Linked DNA regions of Mus musculus: region 1 is linked to region 2. The links are chromatin loops, found by intact Hi-C in ENCODE. Cell type or tissue: gastrocnemius. All regions are shown on one strand. Each heading gives the region's core, and the rest is flanking DNA. Links, peaks and the distances in the headings are about the cores only. Region 1 holds the start of Gm31135 (a long non-coding RNA gene). Region 2 overlaps Efnb2 (ephrin B2).

Region 1 (8,338 bases), core at 125-8,124, 160 kb before region 2:
GCCCCCTCCAGAAGCCTCTGCGAAGCACTACATGTTCAAGTGGACAGTCCCACAGTCATCCATGAACGGCCCCTCCCTCCCACAGCGTCCTCCCCACCCCCTCTTCTGTTCTCTAATGCCGTTTGCTGCCACGGGCTTTGTTTTCAAAATAATCCAAACTCAGGCTGGGACTAAGAATGCCTGTCACCTCCCAGAACTTGAAAGAGATTTTTAAAAATATGATTTATGGGGTTAGAGTTCTTGCTATACCCTAGGCATTGCTCTAAGGCTTTTATATAAATTAATAGCTTTCTGCCAACCATAGGCCCTATTAGGTAGGTACCAACACCTTTGATAGAGAGCACAGAGAATGTGGGCATCTTGTCCAAGAGCTCTGAAGAGATTCCATAGCTGAACTTAGACTAATGCACTTATAAGTTTCCAGGTGAACTATGGGTAAAACTTTTAAGGTTCTCTTTTGAACTCAGCATTAGCTCTTAAGGCTGTCGAATATTAAATAATTTTTTTAAAAAAGAAAAGAAAAAAACCACTTTAAAGTGAAAGTACTTCCTAAGTTGGGCTTTTGCCTCTCAAAAGAACCTTAAAGATAGGTTTATCTGACCTGCCCATATAAGGACCTCAATGTCCTATGTTGATTTAGATTCTAAGCTTTCCTGCTTAAACTTATCCTATTGATGGTAAGCATGGCTTTCACTTTAAAGGTAGATCTTTTCCATTATCTATTCCCTAAGGCCGCATCCCCTGGCCTGCATCTCTCCAGCTTCACAAATTCCGAGGCTTGACATCCGAAATCCCCTTATCAAATGAGATTGCAGCCTCTTTTCCCAATTTAAAGGCAATCGATATCCAGGTACAAGAAATGAAGATAGAGCCAGAGCAGCTGAAAGTCCTGGCCTCAGATCCTGGCTGTGTAAGCAAGATAGGGTCCCTGACAGAAGCAGAGATAAGAAGGGTTTCCTAAAGCCCAGGACTCCAGCCTCCCACTCCCTGGGCCTAGCCCTGGTCCCCCAGGAGCCTTGGGCATCCCAAGGCTGCCTGGTGAGCTGGAGGCTGGGACTTGTGAAATCAAGGTGATACCAGACTCTTTTCAGCTTCAATTTCTAAATGCCAAATTGTCATTTTAGACTTACAGATCCTAAATGAGCCCTGGGTTTCCCTTGCTTGAGGCCATATACAACCTAGCCAGGGGTCTGCAGACCTGATAGTCCTCTTCCAGAACCGAACTAATTGGTGCCCACTGCTTTATCCTTTGTCTGTTAAAAATAGGACACATGGCATTTCTGTTTAAAATGAGTTAGTTGGAATGAAGAACAGGTCTTTAATGTTAGCACCCAAAAGGACAAAAGTTTATCATAGAACAAAGGAGAGGGGAGGGGAGGGAGCACAGAGAGGGCACACCTTGCAGGACCTGCCAGTCTCCTGAGCCAGTACAGCCAGTACAAAGGCCACTTCAGCTTTGCCTGTAAAGTATCTGGATTACAGAGACCAGGATACTGTAAGGGTGTCGAAGCTTTGAGATGCTATTTTTTTTGTCTTTCTTTTGTTTAAGGATTCAAGTTGTGAGTAGGAAGTTGTGAAAGGCTGCGCAGGACTTTCCCTCAGCGATGATTGGGGGAGCGAGGGATCTGCAGAACCCCAGCACAAGACACAAGACCCACAAGACCCTTCCTTCCCTACAGAGTAACTGTTTTCAGAGGCAGGAACACCCACCTGATTTGAAGGAAGAACTGACCTTGCGGAGTAACTGACTCAGACCTAACTACGGCCTAGTTAGCAAAACAGCAGTTTCCCCAAGCCGAGGAAGCTGGCGATGACCCCAACATTCCTTTCGATTTCAAACGCAGTCCATGGACCAAAGTTTCAACTCCTGCCTTGAAACAGTACTATGGCTTGCTCTTTCCTGGAATCTGGAATTATCCTTTTTGAAGAAAGCTGAACCCTGAAGATTTTTTTTTCTTCTTCAGGAAATTGGAAGTTTCTCTGTGGAGCCAGCAGAGCATTAACCAACATCTTAGAGGCCACGGGATGAGGGATCACTTGCTCTGGAAGTGAACTTAAAACAATTATGGAAATGTATATTTATTTGCCTGTGAGTGCAGATGCCCGTGGAACCCAGATGTGCCCAGTGCCAAACTGGAGTGTATGCTCTTAACAGCTGAGCCATCTCTCCAGCCTTCATTAACATAGTGAAATAAACTAAAAATTTACCAAGCAATCAAAAGAAATGTGGGCTGGGTTGGTAGATGGGTTGGTAGAGCGTTTGTTTTGTCCCGCATATGTGAGTTTAACCTCAATGCCACATGGATTGAGTAGTGTAAATCTATCGCCCTGGACACTGTGGAGACAGAAGGCCGGGAAGTTTGTGATGAGGCAGGGAGCTGCTGTCTCTGCAGTGTGCTTGCCACACACACAAGCAGGAGGACCCAAGTTTGGATTTCTATCATCTACGTAAAAGGGGAACACAGCAGTGCAGATTTTAAAGACCAATGCTAAGTCGGCACTAAGACATATGACTGGAAAGTCTACCTGCCCGAATCCAAAAGCTCTAGGTTCAGTGAGAAATCACATGCATGTTTATCTACACATACACACACCATGTGCATACACACATGGGCACAGAGGCCATATTCATGTACATACAGATGTACAAATGCATATGTATTCCCTTATGCACACATGTGCATGTACGTACACACATCACAAGCAACACAAAGCAGCACATAACACTACATGCATGTATATATGTATATATATATATATATATATATATATATACATACATACACACACACTACATATATGCACTATACACTTACATAAGCCATACATGCACAGAAAACACTCCCATCCCCCTACAGCACACACGTGCACAAAAGCACATAGTTATCCTCTGTTGCACAGCAAGGTCAAGGACAGCTTGGCATGCATGGGGCTTTGTCTTAAAATAAAATACTAAAGTAAAAGAAAATAATTTGATTGGTTGTACATCTCAATGAACTTCGGCCTTCAGATACAGCTTGTAAAGTCTGTTTAGCCACCCAAACTGTGAGAAAGGCTTTGCTATGATATTTACAAACTCTGATTTTATAAAAACTAAATAAGCCAAACCCAACAAAAAAAAAGTCTGCACAATTTACCTAAGACTTTCCGATGGCTGCAAGAAGAGTGTGTTAACTGAAACTCCCCGGTGGAGCAACAGCCGCCGCCAGCAGCTCAGAGCCTCCGTTTTAATTGAATTCTCGGAGAGAGCATCACCACAGAGTGCAAAAGGCTTTGTCACTCGGAGCTCCAAGCTGCTCCAGCATCATTAGCATGCCATTACTGTCTGGTAAAACAGTGACTTTGACCCTGTCCTCTAACTAAGCCTTATTCATACTACACAAAGGCAGTGAAACTGGCTTGTAGCTTGCTTTCAAGGAACTCTGTGAACAGATAAAAGGCAGGATACAGCAACGACTTTTTTACTTTTATTTGTGTATTTGTGTATGTGTGTGTGTCTGTGTGTGTGTGTGTGTGTCTGTGTGTGTGTGTGTGTCTGTGTGTGTGTGTGTGTGTCTGTGTGTGTGTGTGTGTGTGTACTGTACTAGCAGTGCCACACAGTTCATATGTGGAAGTCAGGGGACAGCTTTGTGGAGAAAGTTCTCGGATCAAACTGAAATGGCCAGACTTCCACAACAACTGCCTTTACCTGCTAAGCCATCTCACCGGCCTGCTGTTTGTTTTAGAGTTTTTCCTTTTGTTTTTAATACAATACTTGATAACTAGGTATTTTTATCAGACTCCAACTTAAGATATTACTTGTAAAACTAGTATTATACATGCTATGTATTTTAAAGGCAGGAGTGAAGTTTTGTGCGAAGAGAGTTTGGATGTGCACAAAAACCATGTTGGTTTTTGACGAAAACAATAGATAATTATGAGAGTTCTGTAGAACTATGAATGATAACTGCTCCCACCAAAGCTGCTTTGCTGTAAGACATAGAAGCCAAGCCCCACCCCCACCCTGCCTGAGTCCTGCAGGCCAGGAGGAGCAACCCGGAATGAGGCTGAGGGAAATGCCCTGCTGCCCAAAACTGGTTAACTGTAATTCCTTCATAAAGACTTACACTTGGTCAAAAAGGCTGCCAAGAGATGGGAACTGTTTTATTTTGTTTTACTTGTTTGCTTTGTTTTGTTGTCATTTTCACCTAAACTCTGCATTTTAAAGAAATAATAAAAAGAGAAGTAATTAAAAGACTAACTAATCAGAGACTTCAGATCCAAAGACTGTACCCTTTGAAAGTTTTAATCATTGGCTTGAGAAAGCCCATTCCTAGATGTTACTTATTTTGGCAGTTGCTGGGGATTTGAGTCGGGGTCTCCCCAACCTTGTTGCCTACAATTTAGAGAGTAGGGTTTTCACTCAAAGGCATGCAAGTCTCGTGGGTTGGCCATTGAAACAATGCTGAGACAGAAGTTTTCTGCGTCCCCTATCACTGCCACGTTCCTCAGAGCTCCTTGGGCCAGATTTAATACTTACTTTGTGACTCTATCAGGTGCAAGAGAACAGATATTATCCACAGCAAGGAAGTTATCACCCATACCAAGCACATGAATTTACCTTGTTAGCAAGCGTGATGTGTGTTCTAATGTTACTATACTGCTCTGTACCTATAGACCATCAAGTTAATACAGTCACAAACGACTCACCGGAGCATGCACAGAGTGCATGATGTGCAAAGCATGAAAGGAAGACGATTTTGCACGTCTGTACTCAAACAACTTTTGGTCTGGTTTCTCCAAAGAGAAGATATGGAAAGAAACCAAAGTGGTAAGGAGCAGCACACAGTTTGGGGGGAAAAAATAAAATGTGGTAAAACTGTGTTCATTTCACTAAGAGAGTATGGTCACATTAATTAAGATTTGAGTCTAATGTAGGTTTTTCTTCTTCACATAATTTTTAAATGTGATCTACATCTTATCAACCTTGGCATCAAATACAAATCAATAAAATGTGGCAACGTTAGAATGTTATCAGTGATCGTGGACCCAGTTTCTGAGGAAATGTGACTTAAATGGAAAGTATTTAAAATGGCTAAATAGAAACACTGGTCAAAAAAATATGTGGGATAACGCATAATACAAAACAAAGAATCACATTTTAACCTCCATATGGTTCCCTAAGGTGTGAAAATCAAGGCCCAAATTTCAAACACTGTCTAAAAATTCATTTATAGAGGCTTAAATGGTAACAGACTTTTAGGTTTTAAAAAATTCTCATTCTAGGGGGAAGAGGAAAAAAGCCAGCAGCATTTTTCACATACGCCCCTGTTGCCGTGGAACAGAGCCTGCCAGGTAAAATTAATTGTGTCATTGTATTATTTTCTAATTAAAATGGGAACAAACAAGTAAGATAAAAGCCAAAAATAAGTGAGAGAAATCTGGACCGTTAATTGTTTCTGGCTCCAACTAATTTTTAAATGTCTCAGGTTAAGAAACGAGCACACGTTTAATTCTGACAAAACCATATTTCCTAGCCAGACATCAGAGCTCATGGCTGCAATCCCAGAACTCTGGAGGTGGAGACAGGAGGGTTTCCACAACTTGAAGCCAGCCAGCCTGGGCTACTTTGTAGTGGTTTTCAGACCAGCCTGTGACTCTGTGTAAGATCTTGTCTCAAACACACACACACACACACACACACACACACACACACACACACACCACTTTCTCTGCTAGTCACCAAATTAACATTCCAAGCACTGGGAGAAGAATTTGAACCAAATTTTTGGAAGCAGACAGGAAATGCTAATTTTAAAAGCTATTTATTAACATAAACTTTAATCCCAACACTTGGGAGGAGAGGCAGGTGGATCTCTGAGTTCCAGGCTAGCCTGGTCTACAGAGTGAGTTAGTTCCAAGATAGCCAGGGCAATACAGAGAAAAACTCTTGACTTGAAAATGGATCGTCTATTTTAAATAACAGGGGGACTTTTGACCTGTAATGCTGTTTTTGTCAGCTCATTGAATAATTCCTGATTGATTATCCTTTTTTTTTTTTTTTTAATTCCCTGAAGGAGTACTGCTTCCCCCAAGTAGCTGAGACTGGTTTAATAAACACTTGCAGTGTGAATGTGGGTGAGCTTTTCTATTGATGCTTTAACTTCACTTCAGGTTAATCAGCCCACGTCACTAGCGCAAACATACTTGAAACACTAAAATGAGAATGGACCTGACAGGCCCGTGACGTGTACACAATGATTTTACAATTGCTACTTAAAACTAAGTTCCTTTGGTCAGGGTCATACTTTAGATATGTTACCTATATTGTTAGGTTCCACAAAAGAACACAGGGCTCATAGCAACAGGGGCAGAATAAATGTCTCCATGAGATTCCAAGGGCATTAGTCACTTGATAGCTTGTGTGGTGCACAACAAAGCCGGGGCCAGCTAAGTCCTTTCGGATACACAGAAGGAAGGGCTCAGACAAAAGGCTGAGGCTGCCGCCTGATATCCAAGAGCAAATGACAACTCTTAAAACTCTCCCTGCTCTGAACTGCTCAAGAAAATATGAAAGTAATTTTCAAAGAGCATGGCTTGACGCTTCTCTCCTAAAAGAAAATCCTCCCCAGAGTCTCTGATTAAAGAAGGGCGTAATCACTCTTTCTGATTCACTCTGATTTCACCTCAAAGGGGACCCGAGGTTTCTTTATACCAAGTTGACTCTTACTTCAAACCAAAGGCAGAAGAGAGGGAAAAAAAAGTCAAGTCAGTTTGAGCAGCCTCTCCCAAAAAGCTCAGAACGTCAGGTTATTTATAGGTGTTAAACTGAACCTTTAAACACAGAAATTGCCAGCCTCTATCTGACGCAGCGTGTAAGACAAGGACACAGGTCTTGTGCAACTCTGAGGTGGGTTAAATAACTCAGACACAAAATTTATGTGCCTCGTGCCATCACGGCTTCTGACCCAATGCTGTATAGTCTGTAGTGAACGTGAGTGGCGCGCACATGTGTGTGTGTGTGTGTGTGTGTGTGTGTGTGTGTGTGTGAATGAATGTGTGATATGTTGTATGTAAAGAGTCCAAGGCAAGAATCAGTATCCTGTCCTGCCCATAGATGCACAAGCACCCAGCATCCAGAGGGTAAGGTAGTGTGTTCCTTGATGAGCGCTCTGGGAACAAGCCCAGCCTGGAAAGGGTTGAGAGCATAGGGCTGCCAGGCCAGCTCACACTCCCGAGCCAGTGAGCCTGTCCAACTAATCGGCCGGGTTTGTTTGCACAGCTTTGCTGGAGCGTTTGCAGGGATGCACCCCCAGCTCCCCGCAGAGCCTGAGAGAGAGTGGCCAGCCAAGATACCAGCGGGACCAGGATTCACCTGCATGCCCAGATACGGGCAGAAAAAACATAGCACAGTTTGTCCAAACAGCCCTGGGCGCTGCAGGATGGCTGTCCCCGAGGTCTTCCCCCAGCTTTGCTGCCAGGGGACACCAGCCAGGTTTATCTAAGGGCTGAGATACACTCTTTGAAATTCGCAGTCAGGCAGGCCTGCTGTGACCCAGGGAGGGACTTCTAGAGCTCCCCCGGGGAGCCAAGCTCTACCTGGAAACGCTTGGCAGACACATTCAATGAGGTTCCCACAGCCCACAGCCTTAGTCAGCACCTGGTCGGTGGAGTGACTCAGAAATTGGGAGCGAGGAGGGGCTTCAGGTTTTCTGAACCCACTGTCACGTACGTCACGTGATTAACCAAAGCATGAGCCTGCTCAGAACCACAGGCAGGAGCCATCTGCCTTTGTCTTGCCTTTGTTATCTTACAGAACCAGCACGGGGAGGAACAGCCTTTGACTTTCCAGATTCCCCCACCACCATCACCAACCCCCACCTCCAGCAGCAGGCTGGGTGATAACGTTTTTGATTAAGCTCTTGCACACATCAGCAAAGCCTAATTATGAAAGATCTAATAATATATCGCCGTGTTTCTCTGACAACCACGGGCGTCTCCTCTCAGCATCCTCCGAGCTATTGGAAAGGGGAGCAGACACTGACACCTCGCACTAACTGCACAGGGAGAGGGCCAGGCCTAGAACCTTCTGCACAGGACGATTGGGGTCTTTCTGCAACACCCATCTCCTGCAAGGGCAAACTTGGCTATACACAAAAAGGGATTTGTTTGATTTTGTTTTTTAAGTCGGGGGTGTGGGGTGGGGAATTAAGCGTTGTTTGGCAATTAAAATAAGTGGAATGAAGAATCATCTCATTAGCATTCCTCCAGTGGCAAAGGATGTTCAAACCTTGCGACCCTGGCGGTAAGATGCCTCACACTGCCGCTGCTTTATGTATAGCTAAAAATACATTCGGTG
Region 2 (8,338 bases), core at 286-8,285:
GCCAGTCTAAAGCAGAGCTGAGCCTTGCTCCCTGCACCTCTAACCCCAGAGTCTAAGCCACAAGTGTATACCTTGTATAAGACGTAAATCCCTCAAGGGAGAGTGAAGAAATCCAATAGGAAAAGCCCCTTCCCTGCCTGTCTTCGTCCCCATTGTGTTCACAGTAGTATCTAAATCTGGTTTTGGGAAATACATGTTTTTCTAAATCAAGCTTTTCATTGATAAGCTATGAAGTTAAGGGGAATGGAGGGAAAGTCAATACACACTCAGGCCTGCAAGAATCCCACAGAGAACTGCAGGCATCCAGCTGCCTGCCCTGTGAACAATGGCTGGGATATGCAGCGCTCTCTGAGGTGTCCACCTGGCATGTATCCCTTGCCAAGAAGAAGAAATGAGTCAACGACCTAAAATCTGTGTTTTAGATGTAAACTTAAAACGGACTCCAAACAACACAGGCAGATACTATTAGTTTCACACTTAAACATGCAGCCATAAAACCCGTTAAAACCAAGTTAGTCAACAGAACTCTACCTTCTCCACAGCCGGAGTCATACTCTGACTTGTTTTGGCAAACCGGGGTAAGGATCATCTTGCAACCAAAACCAGTCGTCACCTACATCACTTGTACAGCATCAGCACCTAGCTGCCAGCCGGCAGAGACCACACACCACTCCAAGGCATTCTGCACCAATCCCATCCACTTTCCCTGGGGAGTCCCTGAGGGCTCACAGGGAGCACTGAATAGAAACAGGTCACTCCTACAGTTTCCCCAGTGAATCATTTCCAGTCGGACAATAGATCCCATGACTTTGTCTCCAATACGGAAAGAAGGGAACTGGGGAAAAAAAAAAAACGCAACTCTGAAGTTGGCTTTCCAAAGCCAGAGGCTTGGTATAAAATGATATGATGCCAGAATCTATTTTTACCCATGGGTTGCCTATTGATTTAACTCAAGTTCGAAAAAGTGCTTTGCCAAACTAGACTCTAACAAAGTGTCCTACGCAGAATACTTTGAGTAACTCTAATGGTCTACATTAAACATTAATATTTAGTGATCTAAATTAGATCTCTAATAATTTAAATTAGACATCTCAACTTCATACTTTTTATTGTTAAAAAAAAAAAAAAAAGCTCTTGATTAGCATCCCACGACTTGACATTCCTTAATGTTTGTGGCAGAGACCGTGCAGCAGAATTAATGAGTAGAGGGGAAAGCACAAGCTTTCGTGTGAACCAGACTGGTTTCAAATGTTGGAGTAATGCGTGAAAACATACTCGGGGTTGGAGATGGAAGGCTGAAGCATGTGACTTCTATCGGCATAACAAATCATGTCACCAGGAGCCTTGCCTCAGATGGAGACATCTATTGCCAGCTTTGCCTCTGACCTTGACCCTGTGCCATAGGAGATGAGATACTTCAGGGCAACTGAGCTGAGGACCTGAAGTTTTTCTCTTTCACCAGGAAAACCTCAATTTTCCTTACTCCTCTTTTAGTGTCTACATTAGGGACCTAAGTGCGGACACCCCATGACTCCATGTGTTTCCTCACATTGGCAAATCACAAAGGCTAATGTAGAAGCTACAACAAGCTACTCAATGCTGATGGTGTCTGTGGCCACACACGATACATAGAAATGGGCAGTCTCCACATTTGGTGAATCAGGTCAGGTGAAACTCCTCCAGGATGGAGTAGTGTGTCTTAGAAATGCCAAGCAAGAGCTCCTGATGACAAAATGTCAGTCAGTACCTAACACGATTCGCCAGACAAATTGATTTAAGTGTTTCCTATTTCTGCACCATTAGGCCAGATATAAGCATCTGAAGTCTGGCCTCAGAGTTCAAGGAGCAGATGATGCACCCAGGTTATAGCCACAGAAAACTGTAAGTTTTCCTATGTGCAGGACATTGCAAAGCCAGATTCATAAGCCAATCAATATACAGTGCCGTCTACTAAAACATTCTAGCCTTCTTTTCCTTTGAAATGACATCTACTGTGACCACACACTTTGCAACATCATTTTGGTCAATCATGGACCACATATGGAAAGGTTCATGCCACAATTATCTGAGTCTGAACATCGAGCCGTAGTATCAGATCCACCTAAAGAGATATTCTTTGAAGACACCCCACTGTAAGGCAACCCAGGACTGTGTATGACCATGGCACACAGACGACTTACTCCACCTGCAGATAGACCCACCTGTAAACCATGTGGCCTGCACTGGACTGACCACAGAGACCAACATTCACAGAACATTGCATCACTGACAGTTAGTTACCTGTAAACTTTTGGAACTATGGTGATTTTTAAGTTTCTGTGGGTTTCAAAAGTCTTCCCAGCAAACAGTGATTTTGTGAACAAACTGGACATTACTTTTAAATGTACAGCTTCAAAAACTAAACTTGCTGAGCCTAGACACACAGGTCTGTAATCCCAGCTACTCAGGGGGACTAGGGCAAACGGGTCACAGTCCTAAGGTCTGCCTACACTACAGGGTGAGTACAGGGCGACTCAGTGAGACCAAGTCTCGAAAGAAGGAACAGAGAAAGAGCCGAGAAGATAGCTTAGTGTTGTAGCGCTTGCCCAGTGGGACCCCAAAACTTCAAACAATAAGCAAATGTAAAAACCTGAAGTATATTTTTGAAACTAGCTTTCTTGGCTCTGATTTTGGAAAGCATTTTAAATGTTTAAGGCTTATAGATACTTTAACTTTCTGATGCAACGCCTTAGAAAGCACCATGTGACACTGTGGCCTATGTGTTAAACAGGCCTCTAGCCCACAAATTTAGAACAGACATTTATCCAAACCAGAAAAATAAGAGATAAACACAACTAGATTTTCATCACTGATAAAATCAGGAACAGGCTGACATTTTTAAGGACCCAGTTTTACACACTGGGTCATCCCAGAAGGAAGAGCACCCCAGTTACATTAATACACTAAGCCAGCATTGTATATCAAGGGTACTTGGAATCTGTCCCATTCTGGGAAGCATACTTTTCTTTATAAAATGCTTGTGTTGCTTTTTAACTCAGTGGTAAAGGCTAGAGGAAAGAGGAGACGGCAGTGTGTAAGCTGGCTCACCCTCCACCAAGTATAGACCCTAGGATCTTTCAGGACCAGGCCAGTCTCCTGCCTCAACTCTGCAGCACCTGTGATTTCCATATGCAGTTAGGCCAGCATGCCCCAGCAGGTGAAGTCTCCTCTCTGGAATGTTCCGTGCAGTGTGTGAACTTGATACAAGCGGGCGGAATATTCGGTTGTGTGTTAGTTCCATTTACTGCCAGAGTGCTGCTGCGGATTAATCAGTTGTTCTAGAAACGTCCTCAACAGAAGGGCTTGTTATAAGATGAAAAAAGTAAAACAGTAGCGCCCAAGAAAGACACTGCAATAGCTTCCAGAAGAAAGTCCTGGGAATCATTTTTCCCCCTTTTTAGTGAATAGCACTTTACTGCCCCCTTTGGCACTTTAACATGAGAACAAGTTTCTGCACAGACTTATTCTGAAACCAGAGAAATAGTGGGGTGTACAGCTAGCTCTAAGGTATCAGGTTCACCCAGAACTAGGTTACCAGATACCAGGCTCAGAGTAACAAGTAATTACCCTGAAGCTTCCAGCAAGCACACCCCTACGTTCTTAGTGGCTCCAAACCTTCAAGAAGTAGGAAGTAATTGGAGGCTTTAACTGACATTTTCTGCTTTAATTCGAAGGTGCATGTGTGTTGGAATAGTGGCCTGTTTTCACAGGTGCCCCCTTTCTTTCGGTTTTCTAAAACAAATGCCCTGTGCAACTTGAGCTCGATTTATTCAAGGATAAGAACAGGGGCCTGAAAGCAGGTTGTACAATTGGGGGACCATTAGAGTGTTCCAAATGGGAGACAGCGAGGGGTGGGGTGTGCATTTCAACCTTCACACCAACCACAAGCCAAACCTTTTCAAGAGCCGAAAGATGAGAAGAGAAGAAATCCAAGCACCGCGAGAGAGCAAGCGCACAGCCCCAGAACCAGTTCAGCAGCTCCAGCAGGTGGGAGCTGACAGAGCACTGGAGGAAGGGACCAAGCTAGTTATCAAGCACTAGGAGAGGACTTTCCTGCTGGCCCGATGACCTCACACTGCATCCCACAATCATACCACGGGGGATACTTCCCTCCTAACTTACACCAATGAGTCACAATGACATTAAATGCCACAGCTTACACCTCTGTAACAACTGCATGAAAACTGACTCCTTTTTATATTAATCTCCTATTTGTGATATGATGCTAAACAAAATACTGGTAGCTAAAGTAAATTTTATCTTGAAACGCTCAAAGATGATATTCTCACCGTTTAAACAGTTTCTTTTCCTCTCCCAGGAAAACAGTACAGGTATTTGCTTCAATTCTATCTGTGCAATGTTTTTTACTGTCTAAACACTTTCATTCCGCAGAAGGGCACACCTGTAACAGACTGAGGTTGAAAATGTATTTTCTGGTCATCATTTCCGAGTCAGACTTCAGCTGTGTGATGTAGATACCACAGCTGTTTTGTCTTTTTGTTTTTGTTTGTTTGTTTGTTTGTTTTCCCTTTTACAAGTTAACCAAAACTACTATTTAAATCTGCTATGGAATTAACAACAAACCCAAACCCAGGTCTTCATTTATGTAATTGACCTAAGAGTATTCTCTGCCTATTCTACACCACTTCCCTTCAATTAGGAAAAGAAAAAATTTCACAAAACTTCTGTGGCCAGCTACAGCAAGACTTGAGGACCAAAGCATGAGCTGGAGGATCGGGGCTGTGCACTGAAGAAGCAAGAGGGGTAATGGTACGTGCCAGACTAGCCAGCTGGCAAACCAACCGGGTCGGCTCCATGATTGAAACTGGGATTTCATAACCTCAGTGACAGGAGGCATTGCAGCCTTCTTTCCCAACCGTAATTTGTTAGCACCTGCACGGTCATGTTTCCAGCCGTGCTTTTAGCAAGAGTCTATAAAGGAAGGTGGACCCCATGTTATTTATAGGCCAGGCCCTAGAGGGAAAGATGGCTCTCACAGAGGAAAGGTCCAAAGGGCACCTTCAGCTGGTTCTCTGTTGTTTCAGAGCCATTTGCTCGTTTACCTCAGTGGTGAAGTCACAGGGATGAAAGCTACGTGTAAATTTAACAAGGAGTGAGTGGTTTGCCACTCCAAGACCAGGTATCCAGGAGTAGTGCTGGCTGTGCACACTGTCCCTTCACCTCTCTACCCCTCATCCCCACCAGCATACATTTCTTTCTTCATTTAGAAGCGTTCTGCCTTTGTAGAAATCAATTCACTCTGATCTAAGGAAGGCCGTCCCTTCTGTGAGGTGTCCAGCAAGCAGAAACCCTTCCCTACCGTGTCCTACCCCTCATCTCTTCCCCTACAGAGAGGCACTCAGACAGTGCCTTCTGCAACACAAGGAGTAGGTGCACGAAAGACGGAAGGGACCATGGCACTCAGCCTTGTGGGTCTGAGAGGGAATCTCCTTGACAGGCAAGCCTAATAATCATAGCAACAACACAGTTTACAAGGTTGTGTGCGATGACTTTACAAGCCCCTAAATGGCAGCTTCCCAGCACATCCTCCTTCCCAGGCTCCAGCACAGGGGTCAGGCACAGGTTCCCTTGGGAGTGGCTGGAGTTGTCTTCCTCCTGTCACATCCAGTGGAGAAGGGGAAGAAGAGAGAGGAAGAGAAACCCAGTACGCAACAGAAATGAGGAGTAGAATTGGTTACTGATACAGATTACCCTTCACCGTGTCACATGGTGGAAACATGAACAAATGGGGCTTTTGGGTAACTCTCTTCCCTGGCCCAGACACAGGACACCCCAGAGTCACTCCAGCAGGCTCCCATTGAGCAAGAGAACTGGGCAGGGAGAAGCTGAGAGAGAAATGAGCCAGGAGGAGCTGAGATGATGCCATGCGGTGGAGCTTCAGAGCCTTAGAAGTGAAGATGCGGGGTTGCTTTGTCAGGCGGGCAGTTTGTTCTGGTCTTAGGCAGATCCAGTGGAGAAAATGCAAATCCAGAGGCGCCACCGCGGAGTCCAGAGAACCCCAGGCCCACCAATATTCACCGCCTGGCTTCCTTAAACAAACTGCTCCAAACTTGCAGAACATCAAAAGCCAGATGGGCTGAACTGAATGAATCCACAGGCAGAAAGCCAGCCTCCCCGTTTGCTGTAGAAATAGGCCTGGACTTGATTTGAGTCTTCTCAGCTCTGACAAGCTGGAAGCTGGCACCGTTCCCAAAATCCAAAATAAAATGGCATTTAATTGTGACTAGACTCTAAAAAAGATGTCATACTATCTCCTTAGTTTGACACACATTCAGCAGCAAACTGGAGATGACTCTGGAAGCCAGACTTTCTCCCAAGGGGGAACTGACCAATCAGTTAAGTTCTTAAAAGGAAAATGTTGATAGTCAAAGGACTCCTACACAATAAATGCATTAATATGATGTGCCATAAAAACTGCCTAGTCATTCTTAGTTGGGCTGACAATGACTGTGCTTCCGGCAGGCTGACCTTGTTAGAAGTGTGCTTCACAGGGTCTCTTTGGAACTGTACAGCCAGGATAAAGGAGAATTACTTGGTGTTCAGACGGACACGGGAAGACCACATTCAACACTTGTCTTTTCTCTACCGTGTGTGCATTACTTTGAGCAAATACACCCTTAACTTTCCCGTAGCCAGCTTCGTATGTCATCGTAAGAGAACTGAACAGCCAGACACCTGAGCACTTCAGCCAGATCTGCATCTTAGCTTCCTAACGACCCAGGGAAACTCGGTTAACCAGTTCGGTCCCAGTTTCCCCAACTAGTCGTAAGAGGAGAATATGAGATTATTTCCTTTTGGTGACTGCAAGGAAGTTTAATGAGTGCTGTTATATAAAATGCAGATCAATAGGAAACAAGGGTTCTAAATGCAGGGAGGGAGAAGCCACTCTGCCCATCCCTGAATTCAGCTTGGATTCATGTATTCCCTCAAGGACAGACATCTTTTATCAGAATATACAAAATGGTTTTGTACAAAGAAGCTGAACAGTTGAACAAGACTATCCAGAGTTTGTACATGCACCTGAGTTCTAAGACAGCACTGGCGGGGGGGGGGGGGGGGAGCAGAGAAAGAGGGTCCAGCCTGGTGATAGACGAGAGACAAAACTAGACATCATTAGAGAGCTTAAAATACTAATGTTAGGCTTCATTAACAGTGATTTTATTTTTTTTTCCTTGCATGTCAATGGTACTCAGTAGACATCAGTAAATTTGACTAACAGTAACTGATGTTGACTGGTTTCATGTGCCAAGCTCAGAGCCAGGCCCTTTACACATTTAATCCTGACCACTGTTTTATTACTCTCTCTCACCACTACTATGTGATTGTCTCTAATTTAAAGGTGGACGAATGAGCAACACAGAGCATATTGTTCTAAACTGCACAGCCAATAAATGGCTAAGCAAGGATTGGCTCACACAGGTGACCTCCAAAGCCCTAGCTCTTGGTCAGCCACCGTCCTGGTGAAATCAATTGCCTGACTTGCCCATGATGACACTCACTTTTAAAACAATGGGTATTGATAATCCCCACATCACAAACGCTGTTGAAATCAATGAGCTGCTGTCTCACAGGATCTGTTTTTCCCACTCATGGGATTTGACTCTGTGCTATGGATATTCAGAGACACAAAACACATTACAGACACTACTCTAGGCTGAAACTGGCTTGCGCACTACTGTTTTTCAGCAATCTGCCGTGACTGCTTAGAGATACTGCTCTCATTAAAAACTCAAGTTTCTTCTTACATGGACTGCTTCCCTAGCCAGGACTGGCCACCTTTCCCCGGACCCCCAGGCCCTCTCTCTACATACAACACCATGGTATCCTAGCATGGAATGTTTCTGTTTCTATTTGGCTTTCAAATCTCAAAGATTGAGCCAGGTGATAGTGGTAGATGACTTTAATCCCAGTACCAGGGAGACAGAGGAAGGCAGATCTCTGAGTTCAAGGACATCCTAGTCTACAGAGTGAGTTCCAGGAGAGCCAGGGCTACTCAGAGAAATCTCAAAAAACCAATCCCCCCCACCAAAAAAAAAAATCAAGTAAAGAGAATTTTCTGCTTTGACTTTATTCTCAGTATAGGGCCTTATTGAATTAATTAACCAAGTTACCACTGCCCTTGTAACCTCTAAAAGGAAGGTAAAGGCCAGATCACCTCCTGGGTCCTAAACAGCCTTTGAAAGTAGGAAGACTGCTAGATTCTCTTCCAAAAAAGGTTGACCCAAGGCCATTCTCCCATATGGTCTCCCACCACCACCAGTAGTTGGTAGCATCTGGG

The links. Hi-C counts contacts between places; a loop is a spot of excess contacts. Peaks named below come from ENCODE experiments on the same cell type or tissue, not always from the same donor. Only the 100,000 strongest peaks of a DNase experiment are listed, where the experiment ranks them.
Region 1: it touches region 2 in a loop (2.1-fold over the local background); 7 of 42 quality-filtered maps call a loop at or near these places.

The regions. Positions count from the first base shown.
Region 1 is chr8:8,481,481-8,489,818 of GRCm38, forward strand. Gm31135 (a long non-coding RNA gene) reads right to left here and starts at 3,248. Exons shown (of 4, transcript XR_870125.1): 1 at 3,138-3,248. RefSeq lists an enhancer at 6,574-8,338. In gastrocnemius, for the core only: no CTCF peak of the experiment used is centred there; DNase peaks (open chromatin) are centred at 3,249, 5,569 and 7,325; H3K4me3 peaks cover 1,090 bases; H3K27ac peaks cover 1,652 bases.
Region 2 is chr8:8,644,015-8,652,352 of GRCm38, forward strand. All of the region lies in intron 1 of Efnb2 (ephrin B2), which reads right to left. Among named protein-coding and RNA genes, the nearest start is that of Efnb2, 13 kb to the right of the region's middle. In gastrocnemius, for the core only: a CTCF peak has its summit at 3,470; DNase peaks (open chromatin) are centred at 4,844, 5,615 and 6,173; H3K4me3 peaks cover 3,373 bases; H3K27ac peaks cover 1,363 bases.